Linked DNA regions of Homo sapiens: region 1 is linked to region 2. A link is a contact called in ENCODE Hi-C data. All regions are on one chromosome and are shown on one strand. Each heading gives the region's core, a stretch centred on a gene start or an enhancer-like site at or near the end of the contact. The rest is flanking DNA. Distances are from core to core; before and after follow the strand shown. Region 1 holds the start of ACMSD (aminocarboxymuconate semialdehyde decarboxylase). Region 2 has its middle 22 kb from the start of TMEM163.

Evidence for each region. A loop is a pair of places that touch in the nucleus more often than their neighbours do. Pooled maps may share reads with other maps.
Region 1: a pooled map shows a loop between it and region 2 (2.6-fold over the local background). The contact joins the promoter of ACMSD here to the enhancer-like site in region 2. A Hi-C loop is called at or near these places in 1 of 168 maps with a recorded cell type or tissue (GM12878), 1 of 37 single-sample maps with no recorded cell type and 1 of 50 pooled maps.

Annotation. Positions count from the first base shown.
Region 1 is chr2:134,835,167-134,839,922 of GRCh38, reverse strand. ACMSD (aminocarboxymuconate semialdehyde decarboxylase) reads right to left here and starts at 1,307. Exons shown (of 10, transcript NM_138326.3): 1 at 1,184-1,307. The coding sequence starts at 1,240.
Region 2 is chr2:134,738,087-134,742,928 of GRCh38, reverse strand. No RefSeq gene overlaps it. Among named protein-coding and RNA genes, the nearest start is that of TMEM163, 22 kb to the right of the region's middle. RefSeq lists an enhancer at 2,924-3,143. Within about 2 kb of position 3,513, at least 5 of the 41 ENCODE cell types and tissues checked have a DNase peak (open chromatin) inside an H3K27ac peak, as active enhancers do; they include GM12878, where a contact is called at or near this core.

The sequences.
Region 1 (4,756 bases), core at 58-2,557, 99 kb before region 2:
GGTGCATTCCCTTCATGAAATCATTAACATTGTGAAGTGGTTTACACTTCAGTAAACTATGATGAGGACAACAGCACTCAGAACAGCATGTTCCTGTGTAAACATGTAGAGTCCTTTTAGGAAGAGCAGGTTGAGAGGTTTATCTTTTATCGTTAGCTGTGCATAGGATAGGCTTTCAAAGATTTTGTTTTTCAATCCACAGTTTCTACCACCCCTCTTACCTAAGATACCAATGGACAAAGAAATACTTAAGATAAACATTCTTCAATGAGACAACTATGAGAAGAAAATAGTTTCATCTATTTGCACAATGAACCACATTTAATTCAAGTTTGGGTTAATTCATTTTCCCTCACTTGGGATAAAAAAGTTGAAACATTATCGGTGGTGTGAAAGTACTGGCAGAATGCTGAAGATTGGGTAAAACCTGATATTAAGCCTGAACAAACCTCTAGCCAATTTTACATTTCTTTCATGTTCCTCACCTTCCTCTTTTTATATTCATTCAAAAGTTCTTAATGACAAAAGGAAATTTCCATCTTTAGAGAAACACAAAGAATACTCTCTTAGGAGATGTCACTGTGCAAAAGCTTCATGTCATTTATTCTCGGGTTTTTTGATGTACCTACTTCCTAGTTCTTCAGGACAAAGATTTATAGAATAAAGAACATCAAACAGTAAAGGTTTCAGGCAGTGTCCTAAAATAGACTAAAAAAATTCACAAAGCTATCTCTTGGTGCTTCTAAAACTTATTTTAAACATTTTGGAAAGGAGATATATTTTAGAAGTCCTTGAAACCGATCACATTCCATTTTTAATGGTCTTCTACTTAAAATTGTAACTTTAAATTCTGTAGTTGGCATGTATCTTCCCAGCAGCTGAATATGTGATTTTTGAAAAGGTAAATCTGCCTTATTTAAATTGTCCAGATATTTTAAAGAATGGTTCATTTGAGGGAAAAAAGGGTTTCTGAGAAAGCACTTATTTCTTTAATCCAATGTTATTTCAAAATAAATATAAAAGTCATTTTTAAAAGCTAGAAAATCAGAACTACCAAATGATTTAACCCCCTCGCCCCCCACCAAAGCAGATAAACTAGACATCTAATTCCACAAAGAAGAGAAAGGCATTGAGAAACCCTGGAGAAGTTTCAGAAATAATTCAGCAAATTAATTACCATTACCTTTTTTAGATCTGGCCATTCTTTTGGTAGAATATGACTATGGATGTCAATTTTCATCTCCACAGGATCAGAGAAGCATGCAAGGAAAGAAGTTTTGATATCAAGAGACCTTTGTGAAAACTGTGGAGTTAATTGATTTACTTAGTCCCTTTACAGCAACCTTCAGGCAGCAGTCAGTAGGCCTGCCCAACCCAGTCTAGGTCCATTAGAACTGCTTTATTAAAGTTCAAAGTTCTGTTTATTTGTTAACCAAGCTTTGGTTAACCAAGCTTTATTTGTTAATCAAGCTTTGGGTCAACACAGTTTGGTAGTCAGGACTCTTGGCACAAAACTTAAAAAAACAAAAACAAAAACAAAAACAAAAAAACAACTGTACTCAACTGTATGAGGTCAAAAGCACAGCAGGATGCTTTGACTTACAGCAGGTCAAAAATTGACTGATTTTTCATTTTAAATATTTTAACTTAGTTGTACATAGTTAATAATTAAATAGTTTGTAGTTAAAAATAAAACCATGCAGAGGGCTTTTACAGAAAAAGGATAGATCCCTGACTCACCTTTTCTTACTTTTCCTTGCACTATTCAGAAGCAGCCAGTTTTTATGATTTTGCTTTTTGTTCAGTTAGTTACTCCCATATCTTTAAATAATATTTAACAGTTGTCTTGTTCATGAAAATTTAACGTGTTGAAAAGTTATGGGGAGGTTTCACATTTTAAATCACAGAAAGAGTCCACTCTTCATATATGTTTTTTCCTCCAGTGCCTTTGTCTTGGACTCATTCATTCATGCATTTTTTTCCTTTTTTTTTTGTTTTTTAATTTGAGATGCGGTCTCACTATATTGCCCAGGCTGGTATGGAATTCCTGGGCTCAAGCAATCCACCCACCTTTGCCTCCCAAAGTGCTGGGATTACAGGCGAGAGCCACTGCACCCAGCTTCATTCATGCATTTAACAAACATTTATGGAGAACTGCTATATGCTGACGATGTAAGGTTGACTGAGAGAAAGATGATACATATCCTAAAGTGTAGGGAAAAGAAGATAGTAGCCATTTCCATTTAGCATTATCAGAGCAGTCAGGGAGGGCTTCCAATATAGCAGAAAGTGGGGCTTATATGGTCATGCCTCTAAAGAGAGCCTGGAACAAAACAGCCCTTGATTGTTCTGTGTTTACCCTTTCCTCTTCCTGAACAGCTTAAAATGTTCAAGGGACCCCAGGTCCCCTGGCAAACCCTTAAACCTGCCTTGGTTGCTGCCTTCAGCTCAGACTCCACAACACATAAATTGAGTAGTCAAAAAGCTTCCTTCTGTAATTCAGCTAGATTCTGGATAAATTATAACAGACAGCTTGAAAGAAAATAAAGGAAATCCTTGAAATCCATTTTTTTAGAAGTTCAGTGAGCTAAAACTGAATGAGTAAGCCTTAAACTAACATGGAGGCACTTGCTAATACTGAGTAAGTAAGTGCAAGCATTTTTAGAGCACTCCCAATGGGCCAGGCACTGGTCCATGAATTTTAATAAAGTCGGTTCACTTATTACTCATAACATTCCTGTGGGGGAAGAACTAGGACCAATATTCATTTTATAGAAGAGGAAACTGAAGCACGGAGAAGTACCTTGTTCATGGTTACACAATAGTGTGTGGGAGAACTGGAATTAGAATCCAGAAAATGTGGCTTCAGACTCCTAGAGATTTCAGGGTTAATATCCCACAAGGGAATGGGAGATAATAATATGGGCTTGTACAAAACTGAAATGCCCTCATTACACTAAAAGTCTTGAAGGATCTAGACCCTCAGGGAAAAAGTAGTCTAGGAAAAAAATCCATTGGCCAAAAAGAGGGAGTCTGTAATGAAACCTGTCTTCACTATGAGGGGAAAAAAAGAGAAGAAATAACAATTTTCTCTGAGAATTTCTTTGAGAATTACTATTCAAGGTCACCCACTAAGATTTTAGTTAAAGTACCACTCACCTACTTCCTCCCACCCTGTCTTAGTCAATTTAGTGTTGCTTTAATAGAATACCTGAGTCTGGATAATTTATAAAGAAAAGAAACTCATTTGGCTCACAGTTCTGCTGGCTGGAAAGTCCAAGAACATTGCACCAGGAGCTGTTTGGCTTCTGGTGAGGGCCACATGCTGAGGTACAACATGGTAGAAAAGCAGAAAGGTATGCAGATGTGTGCAAAGAGGGACAGGACAAAGGAGGCTAATGAGTTTTATAACAACCCACTCTTGGAAGAACTAATCTATTTCTATGAGAATTAATCCAACCTCAAGAACTAAACCAGGCTTGTGAAAAACCCATCTTAACAGCCTAATCACCTCTTAAAAACACCACCTCCCAATGCTGCTACATTGGCAATTATATGTTAACATGTTTTGGTAGGGAGAAATTACATCCAAACCCTAGTACTACTTTTGACCAGAAAAAGGAAATGTAAATCCTCCCTGAAGAAAAACATCCCAATTCTGTCTCCTCAGTATTGCCACAGATTAAGCACCCCCAACAAAGTATTGTCTCACAATAAAAAAATTCTACACACATGAGGAAAAAAGTCACTATGAGCAGGAGTCCACAGATATAATAAATAATAGATTTAAACCTCCAAGAATGTTTACCAAGTTTGAAAATGAGCAAAATGAGACTTTAAAAATGAAATCAAAATAATTTTAATTTAAAAACTCAGTGGAGAGGTTAAACAGATGTAGCTAAAAATAGAATTAATGAAGTGGAAGAGAGACTTTCACACAGAGATGAGAGAATTAAGCATATGTAAGGCACAAAACACACAGGTTAGAACAAGAAAGTTTAAATAGAGTCCAACTGGATTGCTAAAATAGAGGAGTCAGAAGTTGGAGAAGAGATATTCCAAGAGATAGTAGCTGAGAATTTTCTAGACCTAGTGAGCCAACAGATCCAGGAATCAAAACCTGTATCAAGAAGAACTGACAAAAATTCATTTGTAGAAACCTTGTAGTGAAAACTACAGAACATCAAAATAAGATCCTTTGAGCTGTTAGAGAGAAAGAAAGAGAATGCCTCCAAAACTCAGGAATTAGACTGACAGCATACTTCCTAGAGCAATAATGAGATCCATAGGACAATAGGATAATATATTCAAAAGGCTGAGAGATGCTAACTGTGAACTTAGAATTGTACACCATGTAAAATTTTAACAATGAAGGAAGAGTAAAGACATTTTCAGATAAAAACTGAATTTGCTATCAACAGAGCCTCACTGAAGAAATTTTTAATGACGTACTCCCAAAAGAAAAAAGTGACTCCAGAAAGATGGTCTGAAATACAAGATTGAATGGGTAACAAACAAACTGGTAATCTTATAAGTAAACCTAACTATATTAAGCACTACTACTACTACTACTACTACTACTACCACTACTACTACTACTACTACTGCCTGTTTTAAGGAGTTAAGACATAGCAAAATGTTATCCAACCACATCTTTGGCATGCCATTCCAACAGTGAATCTCCTAACTCTATCATCTTTTGCAATCTGGATAAACTGAGAGTTTCTTAAATCATTAAGTCCTGGTTCCTTTTAGT
Region 2 (4,842 bases), core at 2,264-4,763:
GTCTAGGTACCTCGTGTAAGGGGAATCATACAGTATTTGTCCTTTTGTGTCTGGCTTTTTTCACTTAGCATAATATCCTCTAGGTTCATTCATGTTGCAGCATATATCAGAATTTTCTTTCTTTTTAAGGCTGAATAATACTTCATTGTAGGTATATACTAAATTTTGTTTATCCATTCATCCTTTAAGGGACATTTGGGTTACTTCCAACATTGGCCCATTGTGAATAATGCTGCTGTGAACATGGGTGTACAAATATCTGTTCAAGTCCCTGCTTTTGATTCATTTGGGCATATACCCAGATGTGGAATTGCTGAATCCTGTGGTAATTCCATTTTTAACTTCTTGAGGAACTGCCATATTGTTTTCCATAGCTACGCCATTTTACATTTCCATAGCAAGTGCATTTTGTGCATCTGTTGAAGTGCATATGAAAGGTTTGTCCTTTATTCTTTTTTTTTTTTTTTTTTTTTTTTTTTGAGATGGAGTCTCACTCTGTCGCCCAGGCTGGAGTGCAATGGTGCGATCTCGGCTCACTGCAACCTCCACTTCCTGGATTTAAGAAATTCTCCTGCCTCAGCCTCCCGAGTAGCTGGGATTACAGGCGCCCACCACTATGCCCGGCTAACTTTTGTAATTTCATTAGAGACAGGGTTTCACCGTGTTGGCCAGGCTGGTCTGGAACTCCTGACCTCAAGTGATCTGCCTGCCGCAGCCTCCCAGAGTGCTGGGATTACAAGCATAAACCACTGTGCCCGGCCTTCTTTATTCTATTAATATGTTGCAGTTCATTAATTGATTTTTAGATGTTACTAACCTCACATTCCTGGGATAAATTTCTTGATCATGGTACATAACACTTTTTACATGTTGCTGGATTCAGCTTTCTCACATTTTGTTGAGGATTTTTGTGCATATGTTCATAGGGTTATTATTCATTAGATTTTAGTCTTCTTTTCCTGCTGTATTTGGCTTTGTTGGTAGGATAATGCCAGCTTCATATGACAAATTGGGAAGTATTCCCACATGTTCAATTTTCTGAAAGATATATATGTGGGATGTTGTAACTGCTTCCTTAAATATTGGATGAAATTATCCAGGCAAACTTTTATTTATTTATTTATTTATTTATTTATTTAATTTTTTGAGACAGCATCTCTCTTGGTACCCAGGCTGGAGTGCAGTGGCGCAATCATAGCTCATTGCATCCTCAAACTCCTGGGCTCAAGCAATCCTCCTGCATCAGGTTCCTGTGTAGCTAATACTACAGGCACTGCGTACCACCTATCCTGGATAATTTTTTCCTTTTTATTTTTTTTGTAGAGATGAAGTCTTGCTGTGTTGCCCAGGCTGGTCTCTAATTTCTGGCCTCAAGCGATCCTCCTACCTCAAACTCCCAAAGTGCTAAGATTACAGGCATGAGCTATTGTGCCAGCTCCAGGTGACCTTTTAAAAGCCTGTTTCAGATTATATCTTTTTAGCTTAAAACCCTTCTGTTGCTTTCTATCCCATTTAGATTAAGAGCTAAACTCTTTACCTTGGTCTATGAAACTAAATGGTCTTTTCTGTCCACTCTTCCAAACTCATCTCTCCTCTGACCACTCCCCTTCCCCACCATACTCCAGCCACCCTGGCCTTTTGTGTGTCCCTTAAACATACTGAGCCTGTTCCCACTATGCCTAACTGTTTTACTTCAGGGCCTTTGCACTCCCTCTGAAACATACTTTCCCCAGGTGATTTCGCCAGTGATGCTGCTCATCTGGGTTTTTGTTTTCTTTTTGAGACGAAGTCTCACTCTGTTGCTCAAGCTGGAGTATAGTGGCATGATCTCAGCTCACTGCAGCCTCTGCCTCCTGGGTTCAAGCAATTCTCCTGCCTCAGCCTCCCGAGTAGCTGAGATTACAGGCATGTGCCACCATGCCTGGCTAGTTTTTGTGTTTTTAGTAGAGAAGAGTGTTTTAGTTTCACCATGTTGGCCATGGTTGGCCAGGCTGGTCTCGAACTCCTGACCTCAGGCGATCCGTCTGCCTTGGCCTCCCAAAGTGCTGGGATTACAGGCATGAGCCACCGTGCCTGGCCTCATCTGGGTTTTTGGATCTCAGCCTGAACCTCACCTCTTAGAGAGGCCTTTCTAAAGTAGAGGCCAGACTCAGGGATCTATTCCATCACTCTGTCTCATCGTCCTATTTTAATTCTCTATGTGACTATCGCATCCTGTAGGTTTTCGTGGTTCTATGTTAACTATCTCTCCTCGCTTGAATGTAAGCTTCTTATGCACAGGACCCTCATGTTTTTTTCTTGCCAATGTCTTCCCACCACCAAAATCAATGTTGTCACATGGTAGACAGTAAATACTGGTTGAAAAAATGAACATCAATAACCACAATAATAGTTGCTTTTTGGCAGCAGGTGCTGATTCAAATGGACTGATGTAAGACCAGGTACTGATTTAAGTGTTCACAAATACCATTTCATTTAGTTCTCTAAAATAATCCTAAATGCAAATATTATTTTCCCCCGTTAACTAAGAAGGAAATGAGGCTTAGGAGAGACTAAATAAGGTTCATGGCTACACCTTTATTAGGGTGCGGGGCAGGGCAGCCCCAACTAATCTATACCTCGACACACATCCTATCCTCTTTGATTACAGGCAGGAAAAGCTGATCCACCAAATTAAAGGTGGTGGCCTCGGGCTGACAAATCTCTGTGGAAGCCCAGGGTGAGGCCCCTTTGTTCTGAGCGGTGGCCTGTGTGAGCATTTGAGGAGGTGCTGTACAGCAAAGGCCCTATCCGTGGCACAGTCTTGATGAGTAACAGACAGACGTCTTTAGAGGCTTTGTTTTCACATCCTCTTTTTGAAAATGGATTTGCTTCCTTAAACACAGTTGGCTTCATCTTTTACATAATACACAGTCATATTACTGCCTTTCGTGAAGCCAGTGTCTTCTTGGCCTCCATGTGTGTCAGCTGAAGCTTTAGACTGTCTGACCACAGAAGCTGATGACCCACAGTCACTTGAATGCTTTCTTCTGTTCCAAGAACCGCACCTAGAGCACCATGGGGATGACCTCATGTCATCCTTGCAACAGCCCAGCTCTGGTTACCTAGCCCATTTTATGGATTAGAACCCTGAGGCTCAAGGGGGCTAAATTTGGCACCCCAAATCACATAACTAGTCCATGGCAGGGGTGGCACAGGATATGAACAAAGGACTGTGTACATTCCTACTGCCTATGTATGTCTGTGCAGCAGCCAGCCAAGAGGCATGTGTTATGTGATGCTTACTATTTATTACTTCTCTACAACAGGGATAAGATAATGATGATGACAATGATAACTCCCAGCCTTGTGATAGGACTTGAGCTTCATTATCTCACAATAGCCCCATAAGGGGTATAGTTGGGGCCCCCACCAGATACACTTTAATCTGCCAGGCACCACCCCGTAGCTGAGTGTTGGCTGCTCACAGGTTGCAGCTGCTTCCTTCTTCTGAATGCTCAGCTAAGGGGAGCCACCTTGCCTAGAAATGCCTGCTTTCCCCCTAGGGGTGGCCACAGACAATGAGTGACAGATATGGGGTGCAAAAGTCTGGTGCCTTGTCTCAAGGTTGCATAACTTTGTGGTGTTCTTCATGCTATGGTGGGATCAGGCTGAGGTGGGATCAGACTGAGAGGTTAAAATGCAGCTGAATCTACATTTTTCTTGGCTTCCTTTTTCTTTCTATCTTGCCACTCACATTCTCTTTCTGAGATCACTTGCACCAAGAATCTGTGTCTCAGGTCCTGCTTCTATAGAACTTCAGACAAGCCCTATGAATCCAGAACTATTGTCCATATTTTGCTGAGCGGGAGCGTGAAGCTGGAGGTGGCTGTCCCCACTTCATCTTGTCCTAGAGATGTGGCATGTCTCTGACCTCCTTAGCCGTGTTGGGAGTGTTCATCTGCAGTGCCCCTCTTTGAAACCACTGCCTCCCAAGGACCAGAGGTGCAATCTCATGGGCTGTGCTCCTCTGGGCCCACTCTTTTTTATCTTCATTCTTTCCCTGGCTTCTGTCTCATCCTGGTTGCCCATCACCCATCATGAACCATGGCCATGGGACACTCTCAGACAAGCTGGAGGCTGAGGTAACCATGAATTTGCCTTGCCCAGCATGATTTTCTTCCTGTGCCTTCTCCTGATAGTAATCCTGCCCTCCAGCTTTGCCCACAGTGTGGACACATGACCCAGGCTGAACCAGGGCACCATCCCTGGCTGGTTACAGAGATTGGCTCAGAAATGAGCACATTGCAGGAACATAAGTCCCTGGATGACCTTGGCCGACCCAGCTCTTCCCCTTCTTGCTTTTCATTCCTAGACAGAAACTACTGAAAATCCTGTAATAAGGAGGAAATGTCTGGAGCAATCCAGGCTACATTCTTATTCCTTCTAGAATAGGATGTTCTGCAGTGCTTGCATTCAGTGGTCCAAGTGGTACCCAGGGTATATAAACCCAGGATGGAGTGCTTTCAGAGTCCCTCAGCTAGAGTGTAATGTGAGGCATGCTTAGACTGCATCTGCCCTTGGCAGCATTCCTGAACCCTGGGGAACTGCTCATGGTGGACCCTGGGTTTCTGTTGATTTTTGCTGCTTAACTGTGAGTAACAAAGTTGCTTTTCATAAATTGTGCCAATGTTCTGTCTTCCCAGACTAGACCAAAAAATGCAAGTGGTGAGGGATTGGGGCTCCTTTTTTCTCCTTGCAACTGTCCTGATGGCGTGGGGACTGCTGCAGCAGCCAGGGCTGCTTTGAGCCCCAGAGTAAGAACCCTCGCAGAACTCTGGAAGCTGGGTTTGTGCAAAACCT